4 separate regions of the Homo sapiens genome follow, and all the other regions are linked to region 3. Evidence: chromatin loops called from intact Hi-C (ENCODE). Cell type or tissue: IMR-90. All regions are shown on one strand.

Evidence for each region. A loop is a pair of places that touch in the nucleus more often than their neighbours do. Peaks named below come from ENCODE experiments on the same cell type or tissue, not always from the same donor. Only the 100,000 strongest peaks of a DNase experiment are listed, where the experiment ranks them.
Region 1: it touches region 3 in a loop (6-fold over the local background); 36 of 110 quality-filtered maps call a loop at or near these places.
Region 2: it touches region 3 in a loop (15-fold over the local background); 5 of 110 quality-filtered maps call a loop at or near these places.
Region 4: it touches region 3 in a loop (3-fold over the local background); 4 of 110 quality-filtered maps call a loop at or near these places.

Annotation. Positions count from the first base shown.
Region 1 is chr9:34,021,210-34,026,209 of GRCh38, reverse strand. All of the region lies in intron 1 of UBAP2 (ubiquitin associated protein 2), which reads left to right. Among named protein-coding and RNA genes, the nearest start is that of UBAP2, 25 kb to the left of the region's middle. In IMR-90, a CTCF peak has its summit at 2,914 (motif pointing right); no DNase peak of the experiment used is centred here.
Region 2 is chr9:33,735,222-33,740,221 of GRCh38, reverse strand. It overlaps UBE2R2-AS1 (UBE2R2 antisense RNA 1), which reads left to right. Exons shown (of 5, transcript NR_170204.1): 4 at 1,806-1,934. Among named protein-coding and RNA genes, the nearest start is that of PRSS3, 58 kb to the left of the region's middle. In IMR-90, a CTCF peak has its summit at 1,929 (motif pointing left); a DNase peak (open chromatin) is centred at 1,951; H3K27me3 peaks cover 143 bases.
Region 3 is chr9:34,072,507-34,077,506 of GRCh38, reverse strand. No RefSeq gene overlaps it. Among named protein-coding and RNA genes, the nearest start is that of UBAP2, 26 kb to the right of the region's middle. In IMR-90, a CTCF peak has its summit at 3,120 (motif pointing right); DNase peaks (open chromatin) are centred at 3,106 and 4,196; H3K27ac peaks cover 1,177 bases.
Region 4 is chr9:33,940,281-33,945,280 of GRCh38, reverse strand. UBAP2 (ubiquitin associated protein 2) reads left to right here. Exons shown (of 29, transcript NM_001370062.2): 14 at 642-916; 15 at 1,692-1,861; 16 at 3,419-3,632. Among named protein-coding and RNA genes, the nearest start is that of SNORD121B, 8.4 kb to the right of the region's middle. In IMR-90, a CTCF peak has its summit at 2,427; a DNase peak (open chromatin) is centred at 2,390; H3K27ac peaks cover 1,943 bases.

The sequences.
Region 1 (5,000 bases), 51 kb after region 3:
ACTGTTCAAACTTTTATTAAATGTCTGTTGAAATCTTCCCTCTTCTCAGTATGTTGTCAGCAAGTGTTCTGTAACTTTTCAGAATGATAAAATGTGTCCTTGCTTTTCGTTTAGGGTATATACATGGTTTTTAGAAAAGTTTTTACCCGACCGTGTTTTTTGTATGCCTTAAAGTTAGATGAATTTGTGCTTATGTAAGCTTTAACAGAAATGTTGGTGGTTGTTAAGTCAACCATTTTCAGTTAAGTCTAAACTGAGATCACTTGAAAATGCGGCTGTTTCACTGAGGTATCTTATCTTCAGAAAGGTCCTTGAAAAAAACAGCAGTTAAACCGGGCATGGTAGCTCAGGCCTGTAATCCTAGTTCTTTGGGAGGCCAAGGTGGGAGGATCACCTGAGCCCAGGAGTTTGAGACCAGCCTAGGCAAATATGGGAAGATCGTATGTCTATGAAAAAGAAAACAAAAACGGAAACAAAACTTTTTAGGCAGTTAAAACTTTTTTCCAAAACTATTCCTTTCATAGAGAATATCTTTGTAGTTTTATCAGGTTGGTTTATTCGGCCGGAGACTTTCTTTCCTCATTACATTTAGACAATTTTTTCACTTTAATCGTTAATAGGAAGCTTTATATTATATTTTGCTGATTTTGTTTCTAAAGAAGTTAAAAATGTAGCAGCAGTTCTTTACCTGTGTTAAAATCTATCACATCTTTAATTCACTTTGAGGTGAGATAAATACGGGTTTCAAAATTTGGTTGGATAGATTGAAGTAAGCCTGGTGCTTCCTGCCCCTCAAGAACTTGAGATAGGTATGTTTGAGTTTCTACTGGATTATTTTTAGAATCTTTTGCTCTTGTCTGTTTCTATTCTGAGAATTCTCTTGGAACCTGTTCCAGTGTAGTAGAACTCTTGGGAGTGGAAAGTGATAGATGATGGAACACAAGTGTACACTGAATTCCTATGGTCTGGCAACTGGGTACTTGTTGTAGAAGCATTCCTATTTACTACACACAGCTCCATTTCCCAGAAAAGGAGGACATAGAAGTTCCTCCTAACAGTATGTTAGTTGAAGGTGTTGATTTTTACGGTCTAGTTTCCATGTCTCAGTCATTTTTACAGTTCAGTGGTGGTAACAATTTTTAAGGGTCTTGAAGAATATTTTGGTAACTTACGCTTTTACCTTGATTTAATGGATTCACAATTATCAGAAGTTTTTTTTTTTTGGGGAGACAGAGTCTTGTTCTGTCGCCCCGATTGGAGTGTAGTGGCATGATCTCGGTTCACTGCAACCTCCGCCTCTCGGGTTCAAGTGATTCTCCTGCCTTAGCCTCCCAAATAGCTGGGATTACAGGCTCACGCCACCACACCCAGCTAATTTTTGTAGTTTTAGTAGAGACAGGGTTTCGCCATGTTTGCCAGGCTGGTCTGGAACTCCTGACCGCAAGTGATCCACCCGCCTCAGCCTCCCAAAGTGCTGAGATGACAGGCATTAGCCACCGCGCCTGGCTTTATCAGAAGTTTTATGTAAAATTAATACGGGAAAATTTGTCTGTTGAATCATGCATCCTGTTAAAGTTATTTTCTGACCCGTTTTTCCAGAAGATTTCAGTCACATCCCCCATCCCCTGTGATTGTTGTGCGAAACCTGTTTCATCTCTGGAAATTTTTTTGCTGGACATCTTTAATATTAAGACTTTTTATGAATAGGGAATTAGGTATTATAACATTTCAGTGATAGTGTGGAGAGGCACAACTGACAGAAGACAAGTTAATCTGAATTTATTTAAGCATGCATTCTTGGATGTCCTGAGGCCCTTACAATTATTTTTATTTTTCAAAGAATGTATTTGCTATTTTTTTTTTTTTTGAGACAGAGTTTTGCTGTTGTTTCCCAGGCTGGAGTGCAATGGCGCAATTTTGGCTCACCGCAACCTCTTCCTCCCGGGTTCAAGCGATTCTCCTGCCTCAGCCTCCTGAGTAGCTGGGATTATGGGCATGTGCCCCCACGCCCGGCTAATTTTGTATTTTTAGTAGAGATGGTCGGGCTGGTCTTGAACTCCCGACCTCAGGTGATCCAGCCGGCTCGGCCTCCCAAAATGCTGGGATTACAGGCGTGTGCCACCGCGCCCATCCTTGTATTTGCTATTTTTATTTTTATTTTTTTTTGAGACAGAGTCTTGCTCTGTCACCCGGACTGGAGTGCAATGGCGCCATCTCGGCTCCCTGCAGACTCCGCCTCCCAGGTTCAAGCGATTCTCCTGCGTCAGCCTCCTGGGTAGCTGGGACTACAGGTGCGTGCCACCATGCCCGGCTAATTTTTTGTATTTTTAGTAGAGATGGGGTTTCACCTTATTAGCCAGGATGGCCTCGATCTCCTGACCTCGTGATCCGCCTGCCTTGGCCTCCAAAGTGCTGGGATTACAGGCGTGAGCTACTGCACCCGGCCTGTATTTGCTATTTTTAAGCTAGAAGTCTTTGTAGTAACAATTTATGAATATATAACCCAGAGCAGTAAACCTTAATTAAGAGAAAAACTTTTTCCAAACAATAAAGTAAGCCATGTAGTTTTTATGTTTCACAAAGCAACTATTCTGGTTTAGCCATGCAACCGGGTCATTATTTATAGGCTAATTACGTATTCATTGTGGAATATTAAGAATTGATGATTGGAAGGAGATATAGTCTTAATGTTGATACTGTGAACATGGACCAGTAAAATTTTAATAGTTTGCGTTATAACAAAGAGTTATGGTTTTCTTCCTTGACAAGTGAGGATTCATGTACATTATATCAAAATGTTTGGTTATAGTAGTGAGGCTATAAAGATTAAGTCATTTTTCTGTAAATCAAAAAATTAATGTACATTGAATATGGGTTAAGTATATTTCTTCTGTACATGCAGATTTTTATCACCAGATGGCACTCCTGTATGGAGAAAGTCTCATTTTGTTATTTCACCTAGATTATTTTCTTTCTTTTTTTTTTTTTTTGAGACAGTCTTGCTCTGTTTCCCTGGAGTGGAGTGGTGCGATCTCAGCTCACTGCAACCTCTGCCTCCTGGGTTCAAGCGATTCTTCTGCCTCAGCCTCCCGAGTAGCTGGGACTACAGGCGCGTGCCACCATGCCTGGCTAATTTTTTGTATTTTTGGTAGAGACAGGGTTTCACTGTATTAGCCAGGATGGTCACCATCTCCTGACCTCGTGATCCGCCTGCCTCGGCCTCCCAAAGTGCTGGGATTACAGGCGTGAGCCACTGCACCCAGCCGATTATTTTCATAAATGGGGTCACTGAGAATAAACAGTGAGAAAAAGATCAGATAATCCAATCAACAGAACTGGAAATCTATGAGTAAACTACTCACTTCTTAAAAAGGTTTTGTGGTAGGAATACTACTCAACAAGTTAGCTTTTGATTAGATGCTTAATTCTGTTTTATTCTTTTCTTAAAATGTATTTATTTAAGGAGATAGGTGGCTGGGCATGATGGCTCACACCTGTAATCCCAGCACTTTGGAGGCTGAGGCTGGTGGATCACTTGAGGTCAGGAGTTCAAGACCAGCCTGGCCAACATGGTGAAACCCCATCTCTACTAAAAATACAAAAAAAATCGGCTGGGCACGGTGGCACATACCTATAGTCCCAGCTACTTGGGAGGCTGAGGTGGGAGAATCACTTGAACCTGGAAGGCAGAAGTTGCTGGGCCGAGATCGTGCCACTGCACTCCAGCCTGGGCAACAAAGCCAGACTGTGTCTTAAAAAAAAAAAAAAAAAAAAAAGGGGTCTTGCTGTGTTGCCTAGCCTGGATTTGAACTGTGGGTTAAGTGATCTTCCTGCCTCAGCCTCCTGAATAGCTGGGACTTACAGGTGCATGCCACCTTGCCCAGCTTGGATGCTTCACTTTAGATACTTAAGATGGAATTGCAGAGTATTAGTGCTGAAGGTGATTTTTTTATTTTTATTTTTTTAGATGGTGTCTCGCTCTTGTTGCCCAGGTTGGAGTGCAGTGGTGCAATCTCAGCTCACTGCAACCTCCTCCTCCTGGCTTCAAGCGATTCTCCTGCCTCAGCCTCCTAAGTAGTTGGGATTACAGAGGTGCGCCACCATGCCCGGCTAATTTTTGAATTTTTAATACAGGTAGGGTTTCACCACGTTGGCCAGGCTGGTCTTGAACTCCTGTCATCAGGTGATCTGTCTGCCTTGGCTTCCCAAAGTGTTGGGATTACAGGTGTGAGCCACGGTGCCTGGCCTGAAGGTGATTTTAAAAATAATCCAATGGGGCCGGGCACAGTGGCTCATGTCTGTAATTGCAGCACTTTGGGAGGTTGAGGCGGTTGGATCACCCGAGGTCTGGAGTTCGAAACCAGCCTGACCAACAAGTTGAGACCCCATCTCTACTAAAAATACAAAAATTAGTCGGGCGTGGTGGCAGGCGTCTGTAGTCCCAGCTGCTTGGGAGGCTGAGACAGGAGAATCGCCTGAACCCGGGAGACGGAGGTTGCAGTGAGCTGAGATCACATCACTGCACTCCAGCCTGGGTGATGGAGCGAGCCTCCGTCTCAAAAAAAAAAAAAAAAAAATCAAATGGATTCTTTCTCAAATACAGATATGCCTTACATTTGTTTAAATGCATCACAGTTTTAAAACAGTGTGTTCGTATGCATTTATTCATATCTGAGAGAATGCTTTAAAAATAAATGGAATCATGGCAAAACAATTAACCTTGTTCTCTATAATACAACCAAAATGATAAACCCAAACCAACAAAATTATAAAGTTGTTAAACTGAAAAAGGATGCAAAATGTGTATTCATACTGACTGGAGAGGCAGATTCAAATGCAGTAAAAAGTTTTAAACCAGTGTATTGAGGCTGTGAGAAATTCTAGATAATTGGTTGTTACTATAATGTAAAAGGCAGTACAATAATATGTCTGTGGCCTTTAGCAAGCCAGTTAATGAAGCTGTTGAAAAAATAAGTTAATATTAGTGCAGCTAACACAGA
Region 2 (5,000 bases), 340 kb after region 3:
TAGTTAGGCATTTCATTTTTCTCCCGACTATACTCATGCTTTCTTGTACTTCTTGAACATATGGAGTGAATTTATAATTCTTGTTTTGATGTCCTTGCCTACAAATTCTAACATCTGAGTCATATATAGGTCTATGTTTATAGAATGATTTTTTTTTTTCTGGTACTGGGTCTTATGTTCCTGCTTATTTGCATACTAGGTAATATTTTATTGAATGCCAGACATTGTACACATTATGTTATTGGGTGCTGGATTTCTAAACATCCCTTTAGGTACTTTACTTTTACACTGAGGGCTAATTTGGCCCCACTGAGGCAATTTGCTTTTGAGAACTGTACCCAATGCCCCACCGTATTAGGAGATCTTCCCAAACCGGCTAGGGAAAACACTATTTCTGGTCCTGTGTGAACTCCTGAAATTGTTCTGCCTACTCTTCTCTGCTGTTCTTTCCCCAGCCTCAGTAGTCTCCTTACACAAGCACATAGCAGTACTCAGCCCAAGTCTTGAGGGACTGCTCTGAAGATCTCTGGAACCCTCACTCTCTGCAGTACTTTTTCTCTGATACTTTGCCTCACAGATTTTTCTCATTTTGCCCTGCTGGAACTCTGAACTTTGTCTCCTTAATCAGTGAGACTGTTGGACTCCTGTTTTGGTTTCTTTTTTCTGTGATCAGCCTGGAAATTCTCCAGGCAGTGAGCTGGGGGTACTTGCAGGCTCATCTCACTTGTCTTTCTCTCAGGGATCACAGTCTTGCACTGCCTGTTGTCCAATGTCTGAAAACTTTCACTTGATATATTTTGTCCAGCTTTTAGTTGTGCAAGGAGGGAAGGTACTTCTAGTCTCTATTATTCCATCATGATTAAAAATAGAATTCTGTTTTGGTAAACAGTTTTCGTCTTGTTTAGGTAGCTTCTGTCTATTCCTATGTTAGTTAAACTTTTTATTAGAATGCTGTTAAATATTAGAGAAACACCTTTATACATTAATTCATAAAATCATGTGGGCTTTCTTCTTTATAAATGTAATGATTTGTGTAGATAGGATTCCTATTGTTGGATAACTTTTGCATTTCTGGAAGGAATCCTCATTGGTCAAGTATTTTACATTATTAAAAACAGTAACAAAATGACTGACATGATGGTAAGTCCCTGGATGACTGGTATGTCACCTTAAGAGCTGCCTGTCTGGATTGGCAACATCCCAAGGGATTCATCACAAAGATTGGCCTGCTGGAACTTAAGCAGCAAAATGAATTTTTTTTCTAATAGAGCTGTTAAAAATTCTGATGGGCTCTTTGACAATTTAAAGGATTCTTTTTTACATTTGGAAGCATCTTTTCATTTTTTAGACTGATTGAAGTTGTCCCACAATGCCCTGATGCTCTTCTCGTTTCTTTTCATTTTTTTTTTTCTCTTTGTATTTCAATTTGGATGGCTTTTATTGCTGTCTTTAAGTTCACAAATCTTTTCTTCTTAGTGTCTAATCTGCTGTTAATCTCATCCAATGTGTTTTCATGTTAGACATTATAGTTTTAATTTCAGAAGTTCAATTTGGGTATTTAAAAAACATCTTCTATAGATCTACCAACACGTTCAGTCTTCTAAATTTTTGATACAATTATATATCAATTACATATATATATACACTATATATCATATAGGATACAATTATAATAACTATTTCCACTAATTCTATAGTCTGTGTCATTTCTGGGTTGTTTTTCATGTTTTTTTCCTTTATATTAAGGGTCATATTTTCCTGTTTTTTTTTTTTTTTTTTTTTTATGCCTGGTAATTTTTTGTTAGATGCAAGACATTGTGATTTTGACCTTGTTGGATGCTGCACCTAAAGGTGGATGGAAGAGGAAGAGTCTTGGGGGCTACCATCCTGGCTGGAGAAGCTGGCACGAGGCTCCCTCTTGTGGATGCAGCAAGGTAAGAAAGTAAAGTGGATGTTCTCTTTTGGAGCAAGCGGCCTCCAGCTCTGCCTGTAGACTGAAACATGCACTTGCATGCTGTGGCTTAGCTGAGGGCTTGTAGCTCAGGACAGAAGCGCTGATGGTGACAAGAGCAGGGGAGTGATACGGGAGAGGTACAGCCCCAGCCCCAGGACACAGCAGATCTCAATATTGGGAAGCAAGGAGTTCAGTATCAGTAAAGTGAGCCATAAGAGAGAAAGGAAAGCAGCTTTGTAGACAGAGGTGGAACCAATTGAAGGGAAGAGGGGAGCTCCTTGCAAAGAACATTGCAGGTAGCGTCTAGAGGCTGTGGGGATCATTCTCAGGCCATCCAAGAACTCTGAGAAGATTTGGGGGAAGCTGGAATTTCACTGTGGTTGCTAGGATGGGCTCAAGCCAGAGGCTATTTTTATTTAAATGCCATTATTTTTGTTTTTATTTTTTGATATTAACCCTGTCAGGTTAGTGAGCCTAGAGAATACCTGTTATAAATGAAATATAATTCTGAAATGTTAATGTGTGGAAGGAACAAGTAAGGCTTGAGAAATATAACCTGGGCATATAATGATGCTAGAGAACTTACAATCTTTGCCTGAAAGTTTTGGATGCACAAAAGTCTGTTATTTTATTTATTTACTTAGTTCTTACTGAGATTGAGACAGTCTTACTGTATAATGCCTAAAGATCTCATGTAAGAGTGATACTAGCTGTTTTTCCCTATTAGTTTCTTTTTCTTTTCTTTCTTTCTTTTTTTTTTTTTTTTTTTGACACAGTCTCACTCTGTCGGCCAGGCTGGAGTGCAGTGGCACGATCTCGGCTCATTGCAACTTCTGCCTCCCGGGTTCATGCCATTCTCCTGCCTCAGCCTCCTGAGTAGCTGGGACTACAGGTGTGTGCCACCACGCCTGGCTAATTTTTGTATTTTTAGTAGAGACAGGGTTTCATCATGTTGGCCAGGCTGGTCTCAAACTCCTGACCTCAGGTAATCCACCCGCCTTGGCCTCCCAAAGTGCTGGGATTACAGACGTGAGCCACCATGCCCAGCCTAGATTCTTTTTTTTAAAAAAATTATTTTATTTCCATAGGTTATTGGGGAGCAGGTGGTGTTTTGTTACATGAGTAAGATCTTTCTTTTTTTCTTTTTTGAGACGGAGTCTTGCTCTGTCGCCCAGGCTGGAGTGCAGTGGCGCGATCTCGGCTCACTGCCAGCTCCGCGTCCCGGGTTCATGCCATTCTCCTGCCTCAGCCTCCTGAGTAGCTGGGACTACAGGGGCCCACCACCACACCCAGCTAATTTTTTGTATTTCTAGTAGAGATGGGTTTCATCATGTTAGCCAGGATGGTCTCGATCTCCTGACCTCGTGATCCACCTGCCTCGGTCTCCCAAAGTGTTGGGATTACAGGCATGAGCCACTGCGCCCAGCCACATGAGTAAGATCTTTAGTGGTGATTTGTGAGATTTTGGTGCACACATCACCCGAGCAGTATACACTGCACCCAAATTGTAGTCTTTTATCCATCACTCCCTTCCCACCCTTTCTCCCTGAGTCCCCAAAGTCCACTGTGTCATTCTTATGTCTCTGTATCCTCATAGCTTAGCTCCCACATATGATTGAGAACATACAATGTTTGCTTTTCCATTCCTGAGTTATTTCACTTAGAATAATGGTCTCCGATCTCATCCAGGTTGCTGTGAATGCCATTAATTCATTCCTGTTTATGGCTGAGTAGTATTCCATCGTATATGTATACTGCAGTTTCTTTATCCACTCATTGATTGATGGGCATATGGGTTGGTTCCACATTTTTACAACTGAGAATTGTGCTGCTATAAACATATGTGTGCAAGTATCCTTTTCATGTAATGACTTCCTCTGGGTAGATACCCAGTAGTGGATACCCTAATATGTTTTCCAAACTTTTAGATTTCTCTTCTTCTTAGGAATGCCGATTATTCTTTGGTTTGGTCATTTAACATAATCCCAGACTTCTTGGAGGCTTTGTTCATATTTTCTTATTCTTTTTTCTTTGTTTTTGTTGGATTATTTTGAAAACCTTGTGTTTGAACTCTGAGGTTCTTTCTCCTGCTCATTCGCTTCTATTGCTGAGACTTCCCAGAGCATTTTGAATTTCTATAACTACATCCGTTGGTTCCTGAAGTTTTGATTACTTTTTACTATATGCTACCTATTTCATTGAAAATTTCTCCCCTTACTTTCTGTATTTTTTTTTTATTTCCTTAAATTGGGCTTTTCCTTTTTCTGGCACCTCTTTGATTAGCTTAATAACTGACCTTAAGAATTTTTTTTCAGGTAAATCAGGGATTTTTTTTTGGTTGGATTCATTGCTGGTGAGCTAGTGTGATTTTTTGGAGGGTATTAAAGAGCCTTGTTTTGTCATATTACCGGAGTTGGTTTCCTAGTTCCTTCTCATTTGGGTAGGCTCTGTCGGAGGGAAGGTCTAGGGCTCAAGGCTGTTGTTCAGATTCTTTTGTCCCACAGGGTGTTCCCTTGATGTAGTACTCTCCCCCTTTTCCTAGGGATGTGGCTTCCTGAGATCTGAGCTGTCGTGAGTATTATCTCTCTTCTGAATTTAGTCACCCAACAGGTCTACCAGGCTCTGGGCTGGCACTGGGAGTTGTCTGTACAGAGTCTTGTGATATGAACCATCTGTGGGTCTCTCAGCTGTGGATACCAATGCCTGCTCTGGTGGAGGTGGCAGGGGGGTGAAATGGACTCTGTGAGGGTCCTTAGTCTTGGTGGTTTAATGCACTGTTTTTGAGTTGGCTGGCTTCCTGCTGGGAGGTGGCACTTTCCAGAGAGCATCAGCTATGGTAGTATGGGAGGGATCAGGTGGTGGGTGGGGCCCTAGAACTCCCAAGAGTATACGCTGTTTGTCTTCAGCTAGCAGGGTGGGTAGGGAAGGACCATTAAGTGGGGGCAGCGCTAGGCATGTCTGAGTTCAGACTCTCCTTGAGTGGGTCTTGCTGTGGCTGCTGTGGGAGATGGAGGTGTGGCTGTGGCTGCTGTGGGAGATGGAGGTG
Region 3 (5,000 bases):
CTGGGCCCAAGCCATCCTCCTGCCCCAGCCTCCTGCCACAGGCGCACACCACCTTCCCTGGCTAATTTTTTTTTTTTTTTTTGAGACAGAGTCTCTCTCTGTCGCCCAGGCTGGAGTGCTGTGGCGCGATCTCAGTTCACTGCAAGCTCCGCCTCCTGGGTTCACGCCATTCTCCTGCCTCAGCCTCCCGAGTAGCTGGGACTACAGGTGCCCGCCACCACGCCTGGCTAATTTTTTGTATTTTTTAGTAGATATGGGGGTTTCACCGTGTTAGCCAGGATGGTCTCGATCTCCTGAACTCGTGATCCGCCCACCTTGGCCTCCCAAAGTGCCGGGATTACAGGTGTGAGCCACCGTGCCCAGCCAACCCCTGGCTAATTTTTTAAACAATTTTTAGTAGAAATAATATTGGCCAGGCGCGGTGGCTCACGCCTATAATCCCAGCACTTTGGGAGGCCAAGGCGGGTAGATCACTTGAGGTCAGGAGTTTGGAACCGGCCTGGCCAACATGTTGAAACCCCATCTCTACTAAAAATACAAATATTAGCTGGGCGTTGTGGTGGAGCACACCTGTAATCCAGCTACTCAGGAGGCTGAGTCAGGAGAATCGCTGGAACCCAGGAGGCAGAGGTTGCAGTGAGCCGAGATTGCACCACTGCACTGCAGCCTGGGCAACACAGAAAGACTCCATCTCAAAAAAGAAAAAAAAAAAAGAACGTTTCACCATGTTTCCCAGCTGGTGTGGAACTCCTATATTCAAACAATCCTCTTGTCTCAGCCTCCCAAAGTGCTGGGATTACAGGCATGAGCACCTGTGCCCAGCCTAATTTTTAAATGTTGGAGTTTTTTTAATAATAAAATGTTGTTGTTGTTGAGATGGAGTTTTGCTCTTGTTGCCCAGGCTGGAGTACAATGGATTCGATCTCAGCTCACTGCAACCTCCACCTCCCGGGTTCAAGCAATTCTCCTGCCTCAGCCTCCCGAATAGCTGGGATTATAGGCACCCGCCACCACGCCCGGCTAATTTTGTATTTTTATTAGAGATCAGGTTTAACCATGTTGGTCACGCTGGTCTTGAACTCCTGACCTCAGGTGATCCACCTGCCTTGGCCTCCCAGAGTGCTGGGATTACAGGCGTGAGGCACTGAGCCTAGCCATAAAAAGTTTTTTAAATGTACATATATAGCCCACTTTTGAAAGAATGAAGTAGCTGGGCATGGTGGCTCATCCCTGTAATCCCAACACTTTGGAAGGCCAAGGTGCCAGGATCACTTGAGCTCAGGAGTTCAAGACCAGCCTGGGCAACACAGGGAGATCCCATTTCTAAAATTTAAAAAATTAGCCAGGCATGGCCAGGTGCAGTGGCTCACGCCTATAATCCCAGCACTTTGGGAGGCCAAGGTGGGCAGATCACCTAAGGTCAGGAGTACTAGACCAACCTGGCCAACATAACGAAACCCCGTTTCTACTAAAAATACAAAAATTAGCCGAGTGTGGTGGTGTACACCTGTAGTCCCAGCTACTTAGGAGGCTGAGGCAGGAGAATCGCTTGAACCCAGGAGGCGGAGGTTGCAGTGAGCTGAGATCGCACTACTGCATTCCAGCCTGGGCGACAGAGTGAGACTGTCTAAAAAAAAATAAAAAAACAATAAAAAAAAGATTAGCCAGGCATGGTGGTGCACACCTGTGGGCCCAGCTATTTGGGAGGCTGAGATGGGAGGATCACTTGAGCCTGTGAGGTCAAGGGTGCAAGTGAGCCAAGATTGCACCATTGCACTCCAGCCTGGGTGACAGAGCAAGAATCTGTCTCAAAAAATAAAAATAAATAAAAGCATAAGCTTGTCCTTTTGACATTTTGGGCTGGATGATTTAAAAAAAAGAAAAGGGCTGGGCGCAGTGGCTCACGCCTGTAATCCCAGCACTTTGGGAGGCCGAGGCGGGTGGATCACGAGGTCAGGAAATTGAGACCATCCTAGCTAACACAGTGAAACCCTGTCTCTACTAAAAGTACAAAAAATTAGCCAGGCGTGGTGGTGGGCGCCTGTAGTCCCAACTACTCGGGAGGCTGAGGCAGGAGAATGGCATGAACCCGGGAGGCGGAGCTTGCAGTGAGCCGAGATCGCGCCACTGCACTCCAGCCTGGGTAACAGAGCAAGACTCCGTCTCAAAAAAAATAAAAATAAAAATAATTAAAAAAAGAAAGAATGAGGCTGGGCACGGTGGCTCACGCCTGTAATCCCAGCACTTTGGGAGGCCAAGGCGGGCCGATCACGAGGTCAGGAGATCGAGACCATCCTGGCTAACACAGTGAAACCCTGTCTCTACTAAAAGTACAAAAAATTAGCCAGGCGTGGTGGTGGGCGCCTGTAGTCCCAGCTGCTCGGGAGGCTGAGGCAGGAGAATGGCATGAACCCGGGAGGCAGAGCTTGCAGTGAGCCGAGATCGCGCCACTGCACTCCAGCCTGGGTAACAGAGCAAGACTCCGTCTCAAAAAAATAAAAATAAAAATAATAATAAAAAAAAAAGAATGAGGCTGGGCGCGGTGGCTCACGCCTGTAATCCCAGCACTTTGGGAGGCTGAGGCGGGCAGATCACGAGGTCAGGAGATCGAGACCATCCTGGCTAACACAGTGTAACCCCGTCTCTACTAAAAAATACAAAAATTTAGCCGGGCGTGGTGGCGGGCGCCTGTAGTCCCAGCTACTCGGGAGGCTGAGGCAGGAGAATGGCGTGAACCCGGGAGGCGGAGCTTGCAGTGAGCCGAGATCACGCCACTGCACTCCAGCCTGGGCGACAGAGCGAGACTCCGTCTCAAAAAAAAAAAAAAAAAAAAAAAAAAAAAAAAAAAGAGGTAAAGCTATAGGTACTGACATACAATGATTGTTAAGATATATTGTTAAATGACGAAATAATTACAAACCAGCTTACCAACTTCCCATGTCAAAATCTTTCAAGATGTAGTTCAGGTTCCAACTCTTCTAGAAAGCCTTCCACGGTCACATCTCTCCTTAGGGAGCCCTGCCTTCTAAAGGCTTTCCAAGCACAGGCAGGTACAAGATTGGAGAGCCCCAGAGTCTTATGGGAGATTTGGGGCCAATGAATCCATCATATACCCAGTAGGGGGAGCCAGAGCTTAGCTCCTCGCTTCTGGAGATCCCTCTCCTGCATAAATTCCACATGGAGTGTGGAGAAAACAAAGATATGCACAAAAATGTCTTTTAAAGGGACTGCGGAGAGAGGAAGGTAGCTGTAGTGTGAAAGAGTTTTTTGTTTTTGTTTTGAGACAGGGTCTTGCTGTGTTGCCCAGGCTGGAGTGGAGTGGCCCCATCTTGGCTCACTGCAGCCTCAACCTCCTGGTCACTCAAGCAATCCTCCCACCTCAGCCTCCTGAGTAGCTGGGACTACAGGCATGCACTACCCTGCATGGCTAATTTTTTTTTTTTTTTTTTTAGAGACAGGATTTTCTTTATTGCTCAGGCTGGTCTCAAACTCGAAGGAGTTTTTGGGGTTTTATTTCACTTTATTGAGGTTTTCAGAGTAGCAATCCTTGAATCAAGCTTCCCTCTGCATTTATCTGCAGATTTGATTTACAAAGATGTGAGCATACAGCTTCTCAGAAGTGTGTGTGTTTTGTTTAAAGCCAAATAGATCTTATTGTGGAAGGAATGGAATGTTGCCACTGGATCACTGGATCACCAAATTCAATAAATTGAGGTGGGGTGCGGTGGCTCATACCTAACCTCAGCGCTTTGGGAGATTGAGGTAGGAGGATTGCTTGAGGCCAGGAGCTCAAGACCAGCCTAGTCAACATACCAAGACCTCATCTCTATTAAAAAAAGAATTTAAAAATCACTACAAGTGGCACGTACCTGTAGTCCCAGCTACTTAGGAGGCTGAGATGGGAGGATCGCTTGAGCACAAGAAGTTTGGGGCTGTAGTTAGCTATGATTGCACCACTGCACTTCAGCCTGGATGACAGAGCCAGATCCTATCTGAAATAAATAAATAGAGCATTGGAGGAGTTAGGTAGGAGGCAGCTTAGAGAAAGAGCACTGGATCTGAGGTTGAAGCTCCCAGTTAAATCCTGTTTCTAATCATTAACCAGCTTTTGACTGCAGGCAGGTAACTAAATCTCTTGGCTGACTGTGAACTTCTGCAACATAAAACGTGACGGTGTTTACAGAGCACAGCTGTAAAGCATTCTTAGGGCTCCCTGAGTCATCGGCTGAGCTCTTACAGTCCAGGAGAGATGGCAGAACTCCCTCACTTAAAGTCAGGCCAAATAATTTTGACTCTGAAGCACCAGAAACAGGGGGAGGTAACTTTTACACCAAGCTCCAAGCCCTCAAGCCTCCAGCCAGGCCTTTACCCAATCCTGAACCATTAACCTCTGTACTCCCCCTGGTTGTAGCCTACCCTATATAACCACAGTGAGGCAAGACACCCAGCCATATTGCCTGCATGAGGAATAAGCCATGTGTGGCCTTTCCCCGGGACTCAGGGGACCTGAGCAACCTGGAGGAAGAAACTGAAACCTGGGCTCTCAGATATTGCTGGGAGGCAGCTTCTCAGAGAACACCGGGAGCTCTGCTAGGATCTGAGCTGACACAGTTGGATGGAGGCCCCAAGAAACAGGCATTGGTGCTCTTTGGAGATGTCCTTTCAGGCAGAAGTAGCCACTATGCTGACCAAGAAAGAGGTGACTTGAGTGTTAGCTTTGCCCCACAGGCACGGTCTCAGCTCCTAAAAGTCCAGTTTGGCTCTATCTGTATTTGAAGGAAGGTGTCGACTTGTGTTTTCCTTGAGATCTCTCCCCTCCTCAGGTCTCTTTCTTACCATCAGTAGCCAGCTGTGGCTACAGCTGAGGACAGGAATTTTCTGCAGGGGCTATTCAGCAGGGCATGTCAGGGCCTGCAGGAACTGGTTTAACTTGCTTCTGAGAGTCTTGACTCTGCCTCAGACTCCTTTGGCTTTAGGGTAGGGAGGTGATTCTAGAGGTA
Region 4 (5,000 bases), 130 kb after region 3:
GTGATCTGCCTGCCTCGGCCTCCCAAAGTGTTGGGATTACAGGCGTGAGCCACTGCGCCCAGCCATCTTTTGGATTTTGTAACATCATATATATATATATATCAATTAGTCCAAAAACTTAATAAGTTTTTTTTTTTTTAATTTTTGGATGAAGACATGGTCTTGTTTTGTCATCCAGGCTGGAATGCAGTGGTGCAATCATAGCTCACTGCAGCCTTGTACTCCTGGGCTAAAGCAATCCTCCCACCTCAGCCTCCCAAAGTGCTGGCATTATAGGCATGAGTGACTGTGCCTGGCTCAAATTTTTAACAGTTATGTAGAAAATCCATAAAATAATAAAAGTATGATTCTCTGTTAGCTAATGGTCAGGTGTGTATAGCACCATAATATTGTTCTCACGAGTTCATCACTCCCTATGCTTAAACATAAACCAAATCTCTCTGGATAGGAAACAAGGTGTGTACCCATTTAGGAACTTTTCCCGTTTATCATAAATGAAGTGTTACACATAGTGTGTGTAAAACCTAAGAAATTCAACTGGAAATGATTTGGAGAAATTGGTGGTAATAGAACACTTCATGTTCTATTGAAGAACATTGTGAAGCCATTATGCCTCATTAATTGCTGCTTACTTTTTTTAGACTTCAAATCTCAACCTGAGCCATCCCCAGTTCTTAGCCAGTTGAGCCAGCGACAACAGCACCAGAGCCAGGCAGTCACTGTTCCTCCTCCTGGTTTGGAGTCCTTTCCTTCCCAGGCAAAACTTCGAGAATCAACACCTGGAGACAGTCCCTCCACTGTGAACAAGCTTTTGCAGCTTCCCAGCACGACCATTGAAAATATCTCTGTGTCTGTCCACCAGCCACAGCCCAAACACATCAAACTTGCTAAGCGGCGGATACCCCCAGCTTCTAAGGTGGGCATTTCATCATGAAGTCACCGTCCTAAAGCTGGAATTATTTTTACATTCAGCTCTAGTGGGATACTAAGTTTTGGAAACTGGGGTACAGTGTTTTTCAAGCACATAGCTTATTGATTGCATAATAAGGATATGGCCATTTCTGAGTGACCAGACTAGTATTAGAGGGAATGGGTTTGTGCTGAGAGCCACAGATCCTTATTTCAAGTACAGATTTGAAGATCTGGCTCAGAGAACTGTTGTTCTTGAGGGTTTTGCTGTATCCCATAGTTGGAGGATGCATGGTTCCTTGACCAGGTGATACTTTCATCATTGGTGAGTCCCCAAAAATAGAGTAGTCAGCTCAGTGTTCACTTCCCACCCACCATCACAACTCCCCCGCATTGCTCTTAGATGCAGGTGGTGATATTAATGCCAACCATTCCTGTTTAACTTTTAATTTCTCCTTTTTTTTTTTAAATGAGACAGGGTCTCGCCGTGTTGTCCAGGCTGGTCTTGAACTCCTGGGTGCAAATGATCCTCCTGTCTTGGCCTCCCAAAGTCCTGGGATTACAGGCATGAGCCACCATGCCCAGCCAACTTTTAATTTTTCTTAGCTTGTTTTTTTTCTTTCTCTTTTTAGAAAAGTCTTAGCCTATTTTCTCCTTGTTTCTCACTCCTTCTTCTTGCCAGTATTGCCTGGGAACCTAAATGCTTGTTTGGCTCTGTTATAGGCCTTTGTGACCTGGAATCTGTGACCTCTGTTCCTGACACGACAGCTTTGCTTTTTCAGATCCCAGCTTCTGCAGTGGAAATGCCTGGTTCAGCAGATGTCACAGGATTAAATGTGCAGTTTGGGGCTCTGGAATTTGGGTCAGAACCTTCTCTCTCTGAATTTGGATCAGCTCCAAGCAGTGAAAATAGTAATCAGATTCCCATCAGCTTGTATTCGAAGTCTTTAAGGTACTGAATTTAGTCCTTTGTTATGAAGCAAAATAGACCCTAAGAGAGATCAACTGGTGGAAAAGAATACATCCTGTGGTAATAGCTATCCTCAGTGTTTATCCAGACCTTCCATCATCTCCATAAGAAACCCCATACCTGTAGCAGACAGTCTCAGTTTCTTCATTGCCCTGCCCCTTAGCAACCAATAATCTGTCTCTGGATTTGCCTACCTGGACATTTCATATAACTGGAATCTTGGAATATGTGGCCTTTTATGTCTGATCTTTCACTTAGTGTAAGTTTTCGAGGTACACCCATGTTTAATGTATCATTTTTATTGCCAAATATTTCATTGTGTTGATAATACCACATTTTATTCATTCATTAGTTGGTGGACATTTGGGTTGTTTGCTCTTTTTGACTATAGTGAATGATGCTGCTATGGACATTTGGTTTCAAGTTTTGCATGCTTTCAGTTCTTTGGGATGTATATCCCAGGAGTAGAGTTGCTGAGTCATATGGTAACTTAACCATTCAGGAAACTCCCATACTGTTTCCACTGTGGCTGTAGCATTTGACATTCCTACCAGTAGTCTATGAGGGATCTAATTTCTCCACATGTTTGCAGCAGTCATTTTCCTTCAGTGGAATATTTTATAAATACAAAATCTCAGATTTTAGTTTTCTTTTCTTTTCTTTTTTTTTTTTTTGAGATAGGGTCTTGCTCTGTTGTCCAGGCTGGAGTGCAGCAGCATGCTTGGCTCGCTGCAACCTCTGCCTCCCAGGCTCAAATGATCCTCCTGCCTCAGACTCCTGAGTATCTGGGATTACAGGCGTGCACCACCATGCCCAGCTAATTTTTAAATATGTTTTGTAGAGACAGGGTTTCGTCATGTTGCCCAGACTGGCCTCAAACTCTGGAGCTCAATGAATCTGCCTGCATCAGCCTCCCAAAGTGCTGGGATTACAGGCATGAGCCACCGGCCTGGCTGACTTTGTTGTTGTTGTTGTTTTAGTTTTTTCACATTCCAGAGGCAAAACCTGATATTTGTTTAAGTTTCCTTTTTAAAGATGGTCTCAAACACCTGGATTCCTTAAAGAATCTTCTTATTTTTTTTCTTTTTTTCTAGACAGAGTCTTGCTCTGTCGCCAGGCTGGAGTGCAGTGGCGCGATCTTGGTTCACTGCAACCTCTGCCTCCCGAGTTCAAGTGATTCTCCTTTCTCAGCCTCCAGAGTGGCTGGGATTACAGGTGCCCACTGCCACGCCCTGCTAATTTTTGTATTTTTAGTAGAGACGGGGTTTCACCATGTTGGCAAGGATGGTCTCGATCTCCTGACCTCCGGATCCGCCCACCTCTGCCTCTCAAAGTGCTGGGATTACAGGCGTGAGCCACCGCACGCAGCCTAAGTATTCTTAAAGATGTCCCCCTATCTCTCAGTTAAATTAGGTGGGTCTCATTTGGGATAATAAATTGATGCAGTAGTTGCATCTCGTGAAGCTGTTTATGTTTTTTTTTTTTTATGAAGCTATTTAAAGTAACAAAATTATGTTGAATATTTTTGACTCTTTTCAGTGAGCCTTTGAATACATCTTTATCAATGACCAGTGCAGTACAGAACTCCACATATACAACTTCCGTCATTACCTCCTGCAGTCTGACAAGCTCATCACTGAATTCTGCTAGTCCAGTAGCAATGTCTTCCTCTTATGACCAGAGTTCTGTGCATAACAGGATCCCATACCAAAGCCCTGTGAGTTCATCAGAGTCAGCTCCAGGAACCATCATGGTAAGTGGTATTTTAGTTTTTTTCTCAGAAGATGTCCGTCTTATTTGGAAATTAATGTTTGGTTAAATTATGCTTCTTGGATATGATTTTATTTTACAAATTGACTAACCTTTTGAGTAGAATCCTTATAGTTCATTGAGTTTGTTTATAGTGGGCATCTCTAGCACCCATGCTCTTGAGTGTGTGGATAGATCTGCAGGTTCATACACTTTGTGGAGAAAACCAAGCATGCGTGTAGTATGAGCACTTTGGCTGTAGTACTGGGTACTTCTACATTGTCTGAAATATCTCTGAATATTTCATGTACTGCTTTCTCTCTGATTGCCCCATTTGCTTTGAATGTATTTGCTTCTTCATCACTGTTAGGTATTTTTGTGTTAAAATTATGTATTTTCTACCTAGTTTTTGTTAATAATACTGGACTATAGATAAAGGAACCAGATCTATTTTTGATATAGTTTTAAAGTTTTACCCTTCTAGATTCTTGCTAACTGCATATCTGATGGTCATTGCCAGTTGTATTGCTTTCTGTTAAGTTGAGATGTACCAATATCTCCTGAGAATCTTAGAAAGAAACTTAAAAAAGAACAAGTATACACATTTCATGTCACACTAGTAATACTTGAACATCATTCTGTCCCAGGAAATTAAAATAATATGGATGACACTACAGGCATACCTTGGAGATACTGCAGGTTGTTTTATACCACTGCAATAAAGAAAGTTGCGCTAATTTTTTGGTTTCCTAGTGCATATAAAAGTTACAATGTGGATATCTTAATTAAAGATACTTTATTGATAAGAAATGCTAAAAATTAATATGTGAGCATTCAGTGTGAGCAATTCTGTGGATTGTTTGTTTTTTGGGGGAGTACAGGTTCTTGCTTTGTCACCCAGGTTAGAGTCCAGTGGCGCGATCACAGCACACTGCAGCCTTGACCTCCCGGGCTCAGTGAGTCCTCCCACCCTAGCCTCCCAAAGAGCTGGGACTACAGACATGCATTGCCATGTCTGGCTGACTTTTGTATTTTGTTTAGAGACGGGGTATCACCATGTTGCCCAGTCTGATCTTGAACTGCTGGGTTCACGCAATCCACCTATCTTGGCCTTCTTCCAAAGTGCTGGGATTATAGGGTGAGCCACTACACTGGGCTCTTTGTTCCTTTTATCACTTGACATTATTTTGTAAATATGACATGATAGCTTAGGATTTCAGCTCAACAACTCTGTATGTCCAAGGTTTCTGAGTAAATTTTTAAGCCAACAATTTTTATTAACAGTGCTGGAACTTGATAATCCTATGAGTAAATCCAAGCCCTTGCCCCACAAGAACCCCTCCTAGGGTGTATACACCCTCACACACACATT